Linked DNA regions of Mus musculus: region 1 is linked to region 2. A link is a loop called in an ENCODE intact Hi-C map of the cell type or tissue named here. Cell type or tissue: left cerebral cortex. All regions are shown on one strand. Each heading gives the region's core, and the rest is flanking DNA. Links, peaks and the distances in the headings are about the cores only.

The links. A loop is a pair of places that touch in the nucleus more often than their neighbours do. Peaks named below come from ENCODE experiments on the same cell type or tissue, not always from the same donor. Only the 100,000 strongest peaks of a DNase experiment are listed, where the experiment ranks them.
Region 1: a loop joins it to region 2, with 2.1 times the contacts of the local background. A loop is called at or near these places in 8 of 42 quality-filtered maps.

Annotation. Positions count from the first base shown.
Region 1 is chr2:168,840,260-168,845,627 of GRCm38, forward strand. No RefSeq gene overlaps it. Among named protein-coding and RNA genes, the nearest start is that of Gm25214, 39 kb to the right of the region's middle. In left cerebral cortex, for the core only: a CTCF peak has its summit at 2,403 (motif pointing left); a DNase peak (open chromatin) is centred at 271.
Region 2 is chr2:168,762,504-168,767,798 of GRCm38, forward strand. Sall4 (spalt like transcription factor 4) reads right to left here and starts at 4,698. Exons shown (of 4, transcript NM_175303.4): 1 at 4,409-4,698. The coding sequence starts at 4,526. It overlaps Gm14261 (predicted gene 14261), which reads left to right and starts at 3,640. Exons shown (of 2, transcript NR_166178.1): 1 at 3,640-3,741; 2 at 4,279-5,295. In left cerebral cortex, for the core only: CTCF peaks have their summits at 2,627 (motif pointing right) and 4,650; DNase peaks (open chromatin) are centred at 2,642 and 4,843; H3K4me3 peaks cover 913 bases.

The sequences.
Region 1 (5,368 bases), core at 169-5,168, 78 kb after region 2:
GAGCAGGGCAGGGAGGGGCCAGTAAGGCACACGCCGAGTCCCATCGGCCACCTTCATTTCTCCTCTTTAAAACAGATTTTGGATTTTTCTAAAATGCACATTTGAGAGGGCTTGTTGTCACCCACACAGCAAATCCCGAGAATACAGCTACGGTTTGTAAACACAGGTGCGGCCCAGGGTTTAAAATGCTTATTGCAGGACGGGAAGGGCTTGCCCCTCCCCCACAGATCCCAGGACCTTGCACCCATGAGGGACTCCAGCCGGAGAGGTGGCTTTTATTTCCTTCCTTCTGTGGCTCCTTCCCAAATTTGTATAAAGTGGCCACTCACATAGCAACGAAATGTTCCAAATGGGACTGGAAACTGATATTTGGGACTCCCAGTATTGATATAAAACTTTCATATCGCCCCAACCGTATTACCTGGAGGAGATTCCTTCTTTGCCGCATATATTAATGTATATTATATGTTTTTATATATTAATATATAATGTATATATTTCTTTTTCTTAACAATAAGTGACATGGGCTGGCCAGATGGCTCAGTGGGTAAATGTTCCTGTTGCCAAGGCTGATGTCTCCAGTTCGATTCCAGAAACCCACTCAAAGTGGAAGAAGAGAACTTACTTCCAAAAGCTGTCCCCTGACCTCCGAGTGTGCATGCACGCACGAATGCACACAGTCTCTCTAAATAAACGCATATATTAAAAAAAATAGAATTTTAAATGCAGCAATTCTTAATCGCAAGTGGGGGCTTACAAGGGTAAACAGCTCGCAGCAGGGGCTCAGAAACAGCTGTGGAAGATTGCTTGCATCTTCACAGCCAAGCTGAGGCTTTCCAGGAAGGCTGAGATTAAACCCCTTGATAGGGAAAGATCAGATAAGTCCAAACAAAGACCATTTATATAATTGCCATCGGTCACCAGCTAAGTTAGCATTTTAAGGTGGGGAAGAAGGAAAGAAAAAAAAGAAAGAAAGAAAGAAAGAAAGAAAGAAAAAGAAATACCCCAAGCCAGGGCCATCAGTTAGTGACCTCAATCTGTAATAACGGGGTCCTGACAAAGGCAGACTTGGGAGGGGAACGCAGAAGCCTACGAAATCGGAAGGTCGGAATGGAATTGTTTGTTTTTCCAAATTGTCGAGTAAAGTTACAAGAAGCCACCTGGGTAAAGCCACAGCCTGAATCTGAATCCGCAGATAAAGCATACAGGGGCTGCAGGGTGTCGCCAGTAGATTGGAGACTGGAAGGAGGAATTTACTTGTGGGGAGGGAAGGAGACCAAAGGACATTAGAGGATCAAACCTAGCTAGGAGGGACACGCTGGGTGCTAGGCGTGAAGACGCCTGCCTTCTCACCCTACAAGGGCTTTTCAGGAAAGGGCGTTGGCCAGCCTGCTCCATCCTAGCCTTGAATATTTTTTTGCTCCCTTTTTGTTTGTTTATTTTCTGCTTCAAGGTTACATCAGCATAGTCTTTGTCCCAAGGGCTCACGACTGTGATATTTGCAATTCTAGACTTTTTTTTCATTCTGTTTAGATTCCGGAAGGACGACTCACAGTTTTTGTTTTTTTACATTGTCATATTTATTGCACTCTAAACGAGGGAAGCCTTCCCAGGGGCCCTCAGACTCTCCGGGGATGGGGTGGGGGAGGGTAGAGTTCTCCCCGGGAACTTTTCCTATTCGAATCTTTTTTCTTCCTAAGTCTCATCCATGGGTTTTTGAAAACCTGAACACGCTCCCTAACAATCGTCCAATAAAGTGGATCCCGTATCATCCCGCACTGTGTGAGAGTCACCCAGTGAGTGCACAAAGTGGAAACTGGCTTCAGATTTTCTGACTCAAGCTCCAAAATACGAGATTTTAGACCAGTCGGGAAAGTATCTCAACAGCCAGGAAAAAAAAAAAAACAAAAAACAAAAAACAAAACAAACAAACAAAAAATCAAAACCGAGTACACGGAAGTATTGGGGATTAAAAAATAACAAGAATCCCTGATACACTGAAGGCGGCTTCCGATCCGACCAGCATCCGGGTCATACTACCCGTGAACAGCGCCTCCCCAGAGTTCAGCATCTGGCTCTTACACCTAAGTCCAGCTCTCTCTAGCTATGAAAATTGGGTCAGGCAGTGAGGGTCAAAGGCTCGGAGGGTAAAGACTCTTCCCGCTAAGCTTCATCACCTGACCTGGATCCCCGGGACCCGCATGGTGGAAAGAGAGAACCATGCCTTGCAAGTTGTCCGCTGAGGACACTGGTGAGGACCTGACTCACGTGTGCTCCAATGCACAAAGTGACTGTGGTTGGAGACAGACGTTTTAAGGAGAAAACTAAGGTTAAACCAATTATTTGATGGCTCCCAGAGCTCTAATTTGGGTCCCATCACCCCTCTTGGGCAGCGTACATTGCCCTCTTCTGGCATCCTCTGGCATTACATGCATGCGTGTGGAGTACATACATACACATATAAATAAAAATACAAAAATGTAAAACAGTTGCTTTTCTCACCACGGTCATGAAAATGCCTGACAGAAGCAATGGAGGGAGGAAGAGAGGGAGGGAGGGAGAGAGGGAGGGAGGGAGGGAGGGAGGGAGGGAGGGAGGGAGGGAGGATACATTTTGACTCATGGTTTCAGAGTGCATCGTGGTGGGGTGAGGGGTGAAAGAGTCTCGCTTGGTGGCAGCCGACCGGAGCAGCTGCTTGCTTGTCCACTTGGCAGCAGGCAGGACACCGGAACACTTAGGATCAGAACAGAGGGTGTGCTTCATTTTTAAAGAGCCACCCCTAGTGACCTGTTTCCATCACTTTAACCCTCCAAAATCACACCACTTGTCGGGGACTGAGTGATCAGAGCGTGTGCCTGTGGGGAGATACCTAGATTCAAAGTACAGCCCTGAGGTCAGAAGGCTGGGCTCTAAGCGACACACTGTTGCCTTTATCTGTCATTACTTCATTATTGATTTAGTTTTTAGGTTATCACACAGAGTAATGAGGTGCTTGTTTGTTTGTTTTTGTGGTGCCTTTAAAAGACAAAAAGGTGGTGGTGGCGGGGTGAGGATGGAGGGATGGCCCAGTGGTGAAGAGCATTTGCTGCGCTTACAGGGGACCCGAGTTTGGGTCCCAGAATCCATGTTGGACAATTCATAACAACATGTAACCCCTGCTCCAGGGGGACTCCATGGGCTCCAACTTGGCCTCAGTAGGCGTCTAGCTCAAGAACGCGCACTCGCGCCCGGGATCTTTCCCTGTAAGGGGATAGAGTTACACCATGCATGTTCTCTAGGCTAGTTCTCAGATGCAGGTACCAACTGTGGACAAAATTTGCACCCGATGCCACTGTTTTCTTCCCTTAGCAAGAACCCAAGGGTCGGGCTGGAGAGACGGCTAAGATCACTGGCTGCTCTTCCAGAGGTCCTGAGTTCAATTCCCAGCAACCACATGGTGGCTCACAACCATCTGTAATGGGATCCGATGCCCTCTACTGGTGTGTCTGAAGACAGCTACAGTGAACTCATACACACAAAATAAATAATTCGAAGAAGAGGAGGAGGAGGAGAGGAAGAAGGAGGAGGAGGAGGAGGAGGAGGAGGAGGAGGAGAAGGAGAAGAAGAAGAAGAAGAAGAAGAAGAAGAAGAAGAAGAAGAAGAAGAAGAAGAAGCAGCAGCCACCGCCAAAGGTCACCAAAAGGTGGCATCAGGAGATCACCAATTACCAAAGAGAAACCAGCCCTACCCTTTCCTGGGTCCCTGCTGGGTCCCCAAAGTCACAGCATGACTGCAGCAGCCTGAGCTCACAGTCATGGAACTGGCACCTTATAACCTCTTTGGTTAAAAAAAAAAAAAAGCATCAACAGCTCTCAGACCCACAGCCACCTAGGAGCCAGATGGACGCCAGATACCTCTGCCTTCATTTTGTGCTGAAGGCACTGAGATAAGTTAATGTCCTAACACCGCAGGCCCTTAGATTCCAGGAAGAGCTGAACCTAGAAGAACAATCCACTCCCCCTTAAAGGAGGATAATTACCTAAGAGGGTGAGGCCACACCCTGGTCAAACTGCCTGACTTATCCCCTCAAGTGCAGGACAGAGGACCAGATCTCAGGATAAGGATAGTGATGATGGAGAGCAGCCCCTGCCCCCCAAAATCTTTGCTAGGGTACCCTTGCTCAATCTTGCATTGAAGTCTGAAGGTCATCCAGTTCCCTGAGGATGGACTCAGGGGTCTCCGGATTGCTTTGCCTTTATGCAGTTTGGTGGCACTGAGTGCATCTCCTCTCCTCTCTCTGCCTCTCACCAGGACTTGCTCCTTGGAGTGTTAGGGACAGGTGGCCAACCCTTGCCTGTTGGGGCTGCTGGCACCCAGGCTCGCACCTTAAAGACACTCCTAGCACCCTCGAGATTATGTCCAAAGCAGTAGGAGGAAATCTGGATTGAACACCCATCTTCTTGGCGGAGGGGGGAGGAACCCCCCCCAGGAAGTCATATTTTTAAGGTGCATTTATTTTATGTTTATGAATGTTTCGTTTGCGTGCATGAATGGGTACCAGGAACATTCCTGATGTCCTCGGAGTTTAAAAGAAGGCATGGAATTCCCTGGAACTGGGGCCATTGATGGTTGAGAGACACTATGTGGGTGCTGGACATTGAACTGGGTCCTCTGCAGAAGCAGAGTGCTCCAGGGGCTGCAGAGATGGCTCAGCGGGTAAGAGCACTGACTGCTCTTCCGAAGGCCCTGAGTTCGAATCCCAGCAACCACAAGGTGGCTCACAATCATCCATAATGAGATCTGACATCCTCTTCTGGCCTGTCTGAAGGCAGCTACAGTGCACTTATGTGTAATACTAAATAAATCTTTGGGCTGGAGTGAGCGGGGCTGACCGAAGAGAGCAGAGGTCCTAAAAGTTCAATTTCCAACAACCACATGAAGGCTCACAACCATCTGTACAGCTACATTGTACTCACATACATAAAATAAATAAATAAATAAATAAATAAATAAATCTTTAAAAAAAAAAAAAAAAAAGAGTGCTCCAAACTTCCAGGTCATCTCTCCTGCCCGGAAAGTTTCTTCCTCTTCTATTCTTGTGGTCACAACTGGGTGACAAACTTGCTTCTGGAACGATCTCTGGTTCTAGGCTCTTATCAAGAGAAGTGACTTGTGGGGACAGGAACACTGGCCACAGCCACATTTCATGAGTACTTCCCCGGTGAAGCAGAGCCGTTTCCGGCAACTTCCAAGTCTCTGGACCCGCTGCCGCATGGGCTGCTTGTTCACATTCCAGACCTGAAATGACCAGTTTGATGCCAGGGTGATAAAGGGGGGTGCTCTGCTGCAAGGTGGGGTCCTCCATTGCAGCCACACGCGTGGCACAGAA
Region 2 (5,295 bases), core at 1-5,000:
CCACTTAAAACTGTAGCCGATGTTTGCTTAGGCAGTAAAAAACTACCTCGTCCATACCACCGTCGGCAAATAATGGGACGGAGTATTTGCCAAGGAGAAAGAGGACCCTGTTAGGAACAATTGCTGGCTATGCTTAAATTAACCTGAAGGGAAGGAAGGCAAAGTCCACAGGGATAACTCCAGCAAGCGTGGCTTCCATCCCCCACCCCGAATTTTAGGAATGTTATCTCTTCAGCATCTAGTTATCCAGTAAGTAGGAAGAATGCAGTAAAGCCAGCAGGGGTCTTTCGATTCAATCTCACCCAGATGAATAGAAAATGCGCTTACTATTGTATAGGAAGAAAGCTAATCAGCCAGGAGGCAGAAGACACTCAAAACAGCTAAAAACAGAAACAAAAAAAAAAAATTGAAATCTGTGTATCTTGATAAAAGCCTGGTGCCTTGGGCTTATCTGTTACTGGTCCTGTATTAAAGAAAGACAATGAACAGTTTACCTAAAGCACACAGTATCCTAGACCCTGCCCTACCTCCAGGATAAATCCTTACCAAAAAACAAAAGGGATTATATATTACAGATCCAGCTGTAGGAGCTTTATTTTTAAAACCAGTTTCAAACAGCAAGCCTTAAAATCTACATAGAGAGGTCAAATTTGACTTGAAATTAAGTTTCTACTTAATCAAGAATTGCAGAAATCAAAAAACAATCACGGATTAAACTTCAGGGGCCTGTGGAAAAGGTTTTGAAAGGGTAAGACGCTGGCCACAGCTAATGAATGAATGACCCCAGATAGATCAGCCCTCCCGTCCTCTGAATGCTCACTCACAGGGTGGCAGCACACGCAATCAATAATTCAAGTTTTTAAGGGTAGGAGGGTCAGAAGACGCTTTATATAAAATATGCCTTACATAAGAGTAAGGGATACTTGCCTCAACTGAACGAGCTTGCCAACCCCAAGAGAGATCAGAGGTCTCTCCCTGGGATGAAACAAGGCTGTCTAGAGCCTGCACCAACCAAGGCTTTAACCTGTGTGTGTTAGCTGTGTTTGTTAAAAAAGTAGAGATTAGAGTGATTACGGTAACCTCCCAAATTCATCTCCTATTTGGTTTGGCTTTTTTTTTTTTTTCTTTTTCAAAATCACGTAACCCCAAGAAAGAAACCCAAATGACGTTAGCTCTTGAGTTGCTTGCTGGGAAGTCTCATCACCCACAGTTTCTAAAAGGCAATTTGAAAAATCAAATGGGCACTGGATTTAGCGGCACATTCCTCCAATCTCAGCTTCAGAGGCAAAGACAAGAGCGTGACAAGGCTGGGACAGGTTAGAAAGCTGTCATGGTTACTACACAGACAGACTGGGGGGGGGGGTGTCACCAAACCAAAGCAGCTTCAAGCACCATGGCTAGGCTGTCCCTTACTAATGAGTACATCCCCCTTGCTCTAGAACCAACAACAAACACCCCATGGATTCAAGAAGGCTAAAGTCAAGTGGGAGGGGAACCACTGGGCGACCCTTGCCACCCGGGAGCCTTTATTCAAGGGAGCGAAATACCAAAACTACTTCAGGTTGTGAGAATTAACGGTGAGGTCCTTCGAGGTCCCAGGCTGGAGCCTGCCACATAGCAGGTTCCAGTGAAAACTGTCATTCCGTGGATGAAATTACCTCAACATGCAAGGAGTCTATAGAAAACTTTTTCACTGCCACTGTACACAAGGACCCAAAAAGCTGGGTGAATAAGTGGGGGTACACTAGTCCACCTAGGCAAGGTTACACCCAGAATGCAACGCCGAGCTTCCTCGTACTGAATCCTGCCAAAATTCTTTTCCCCAAATTCTCATTTGACATTTTACATCCAAAAGGAGGAGATTCAAAAATAACCATGCCTCAGCTCCCCCAAAACGGCTCCCGGTCCCCTACTTAAACTGAAATCCCCTTAATCCCCATCACCAATGACAAAGTATCGTTTACTGGCAGTGGAGAACCTCCGAGGGTTAGGGAGCACATTTTACATGCAATTAAATGAATAAAAAAGAAGCCCCCTCCCCCTTTTGGGGGAAGACTGAATTAGCTTGAAACCTTAACTAAGCCAGGCACAGGCAGGTCGATGAAGGATGGCGAGGAGCGCTAAATTACTAAAAACCTGGGAATCGTAATAGCTGAAGGTTGTAATCCAGTTTAGCACAAAGGGCATTTGGAACCCTTTTGAGAAAATGCTAATTTTCCTTTAAGTACTGTAAGCCCCTTCTCCTTGACCACCTGCGGATTTTTTGATCTGCTAATTATTGCCCGGATTTCATTTGCCTTGCTCAAAAAAAAAAAAAAAAAAACCTGCATTCTCCTACAGACCGACCAAGAGGGATCCAAAAGCTTCCAAAAGATTTATCTAAACTAAGGGTGATCCCAAAATGCAGGCATTAAAGAAATTTTAAAACAAAAACAAAAAACCTCTTCCCAAAACCACAATCGAGGTCCCCCTACAAACACATTTTAAGAACTCTTGGAGAAGATTCCCAAACACTGATGTTGATGCAGAAGATGGGGACCCCACAGAGATCACGCGTGTGCGGGTCTCCGGCCTAGCTAACCTCACTCACCAGGTGTGTGTCGCAGTCCGCACATGGCCGGTCTCCAGAGGGCGCCCGCACGCCAGAGGCCGGGCTCCGACCGCGAGTGATCCGCAGAAAACTCGCTTCCCAAGGCTGGGTGGCAGCGCGCGCCCAGCGGCCTCAGGGTGCAGCCAGGTTAACTACGACTCCAGCCAGCGGAGATTTCGGAAGCCCTTCTATAGCAAGCCACCTCTCCATGCCGCCCACCCCCAGAGTCCCCACCACCAGCTAAATAGGAGAAAAAAACAAAACAAAAAACACTAGTATGCGCTCACCCCAAATGGAGGGGGAAGGGAGGTCATCGCAGGACCAGGGGAGGGGTCAGGGCCGAGAGCTCGCCCCTCCTCTCCAGAGGAAGCAGGCGGGCTGAGGGTTAACCCTTTTGTTCCAGGTGGACCAAGCGACCCAGCCTCTCCATGATCTGCACCCCCACCCCTAGCTCCCCGGGCCAAGGCACAAAGAGTCCATCCCAGCTGCCCGGCCCTATGATGTGGGATGCTCCAACGCCCCAAAACTCACATCCGCCCCCTCGAACAAGCAATGACCTTCCAGTTGCCCTGGGGGGCAGGGGGGGGGGATACAATGAGGTAGAAGGTCACTGAACTTTGATAAACTCGTTAAGTTTGGGAAAAGTAGGATCCCACTCCGGGGAAAACAGGAGCGCCCAAGCAGAGCGCGCAGAGTCCGCACACCGCCCACCATCCGCGGAGAGCTGGAATCGAGCGGGAGGCCCAGGGGGACTCCCTCCTCCCAACGTTCCCGGTTTCTTCGGCGACAGCACGGCGGGCAGGGACGAGGGGCTCGCCCGCAGCTCCCGGCCGCGCTGAGGTCCTGAACTCCGTGGAGGCTCAGGCCGGGTCAGCCGCAACCCGACCTCTCCCCTTTCACCTCCCGGGCGTGTGCTGAGCAGTGCCGCCCGGGGGATCCGTGCAAAAAAATAAATAAAGGAGCGGGGGTGCGCCCCAGAGGGGGTGACCATGCACCCGCTGCCCGGGCCCCGGCCCGCACCCTCCCGCTGGCCGCGGTTATTTTTAGATAGTCGGAAATCAAAGATGGCTGGAGGTCAGGCCCCGAAAGGTTAGGGCGAGGACCGGCAGCAGGCGCCGTAGCCCCCGGGAAAGGCGGAAAGAAAAAAAAAGGTAAACAAAATATCTAAAATTACAAAAAAATAAAAGTTCCCTTCCTCCGAAAGGGAACTAAGCCCAACAGCCTCCCCCGCCCTCTGCGCTGTGCGGGTGGCCCGTACCCCGGCCTGGGGGTGGGGAGAGGTCGCGCCCCCTCCCCCCACTCGGCCTGGGAGGGGCGCGTGCAACAGATCGCCCTCCTCGGGGGGTCCCCCAGAGGTGCGCCCCTCCCCCAGGGGCCCCCAAGAGGGTAGTAGAGAGGGTGGGGAGACTTGGGGGTCTCTTTCTTTTAAAAGCGGCGCCACTAGAGAGGGGGTGAAGGAAGCCCAAGTTACCGGCGTAGGTGGGTGCTTATGTATCCAAAGGAGGGAAACCAATTATGGGACTGTGGACGAGGAGAGAGAAGTTGGAGGGAGAGGCAGAATGTGGAATCAACTTTACAATAAGAGGGAGAAAACTAGGGGGATTTGCAAAGGGGTGGGCGGGTTGAGGCTCCCTCCGAGGTGGGGGATTGAGGCTCCCTCCCTCCGCATCTCTCCTTTCCTGGAACAGAGTCCGGAATCCCCATTCCAGAATCGGCTCCCGGAACCCGCGCCCTCGAGGGACGCGCGGCAGTGCTAGGAGCGCCCTCCCGGGACGCACGGACAGTCGGGCGCACGGACGTGGCCGCAGCCGCACTCACCGGGTTCCTCCGCCGCCAGCGCCTCGGCGAGGTCGGGGCTCGGTAGCTGCTGAGGCTGCTCGCCCTGGCCCTCCTCCCAGTTGATGTGCTGGGGCTTCGCCTGCTTGCGCCTCGACATGGTGCGCGCATTGGGGCGCCGGGAAGAGCCCTGGTGACTTGCCCCCTCTCCGCCACCAATTCCTGGAGTTGGGAAATTTTAGCCCCCTTCGGCCGAAACGCGCATGTCCCAGTAATTATTATTATCAATAATGCATTGCGATTTATCATGAGCTCTGACAGCTGATTGGCCTGGGTCCAAGACCTCAGAGATCATTTAAATAAGCCCTCATTGATCAGGGAGGGGAGAGGCATGCTGGGCCTTGTAGTCCGGCCCTACATGTGACAAAGGCGTGTTCATCTAGGAAGCATAGCTAATTAGCATCCGGGCTCAGATTGGCCGAGGCGTGGATCGACTTGGAGGTGGGGGGAATCATCCTTGCGGCCACTATCCGAATTCTGAGACGGAAAAAGGAAAATTGGTTTATTGAAAATCAGGGCTGGACATGAAAGTTCTAGAACCGATGTATCTCGGTTACGCGCTCCACAAAATTATTGTAGTAATTGGCGTAGTTGATAACTACCAGCTGAGAAAGGTCTTTCCGCTCACAGAAAAATAAGTCGGTTCAACTTTTCCCTCTAAAATCAAACCTGAACAAGAGACTCGAGTCCCTTTTCAATTTTCTTTTTACGGAAATGTTAAAACTGCGTTTTGAAGTGGCCGGTGGTACCTTCTGTCCATCCCACCTCCCCATCTTACCTAATTTCAAGCTCTTCCGAACCCACCAGGGTTTGCATCCTTAAAATGCTGAGTAATACTCGCGGGATTCATATTCACGAGCCAGGATTTG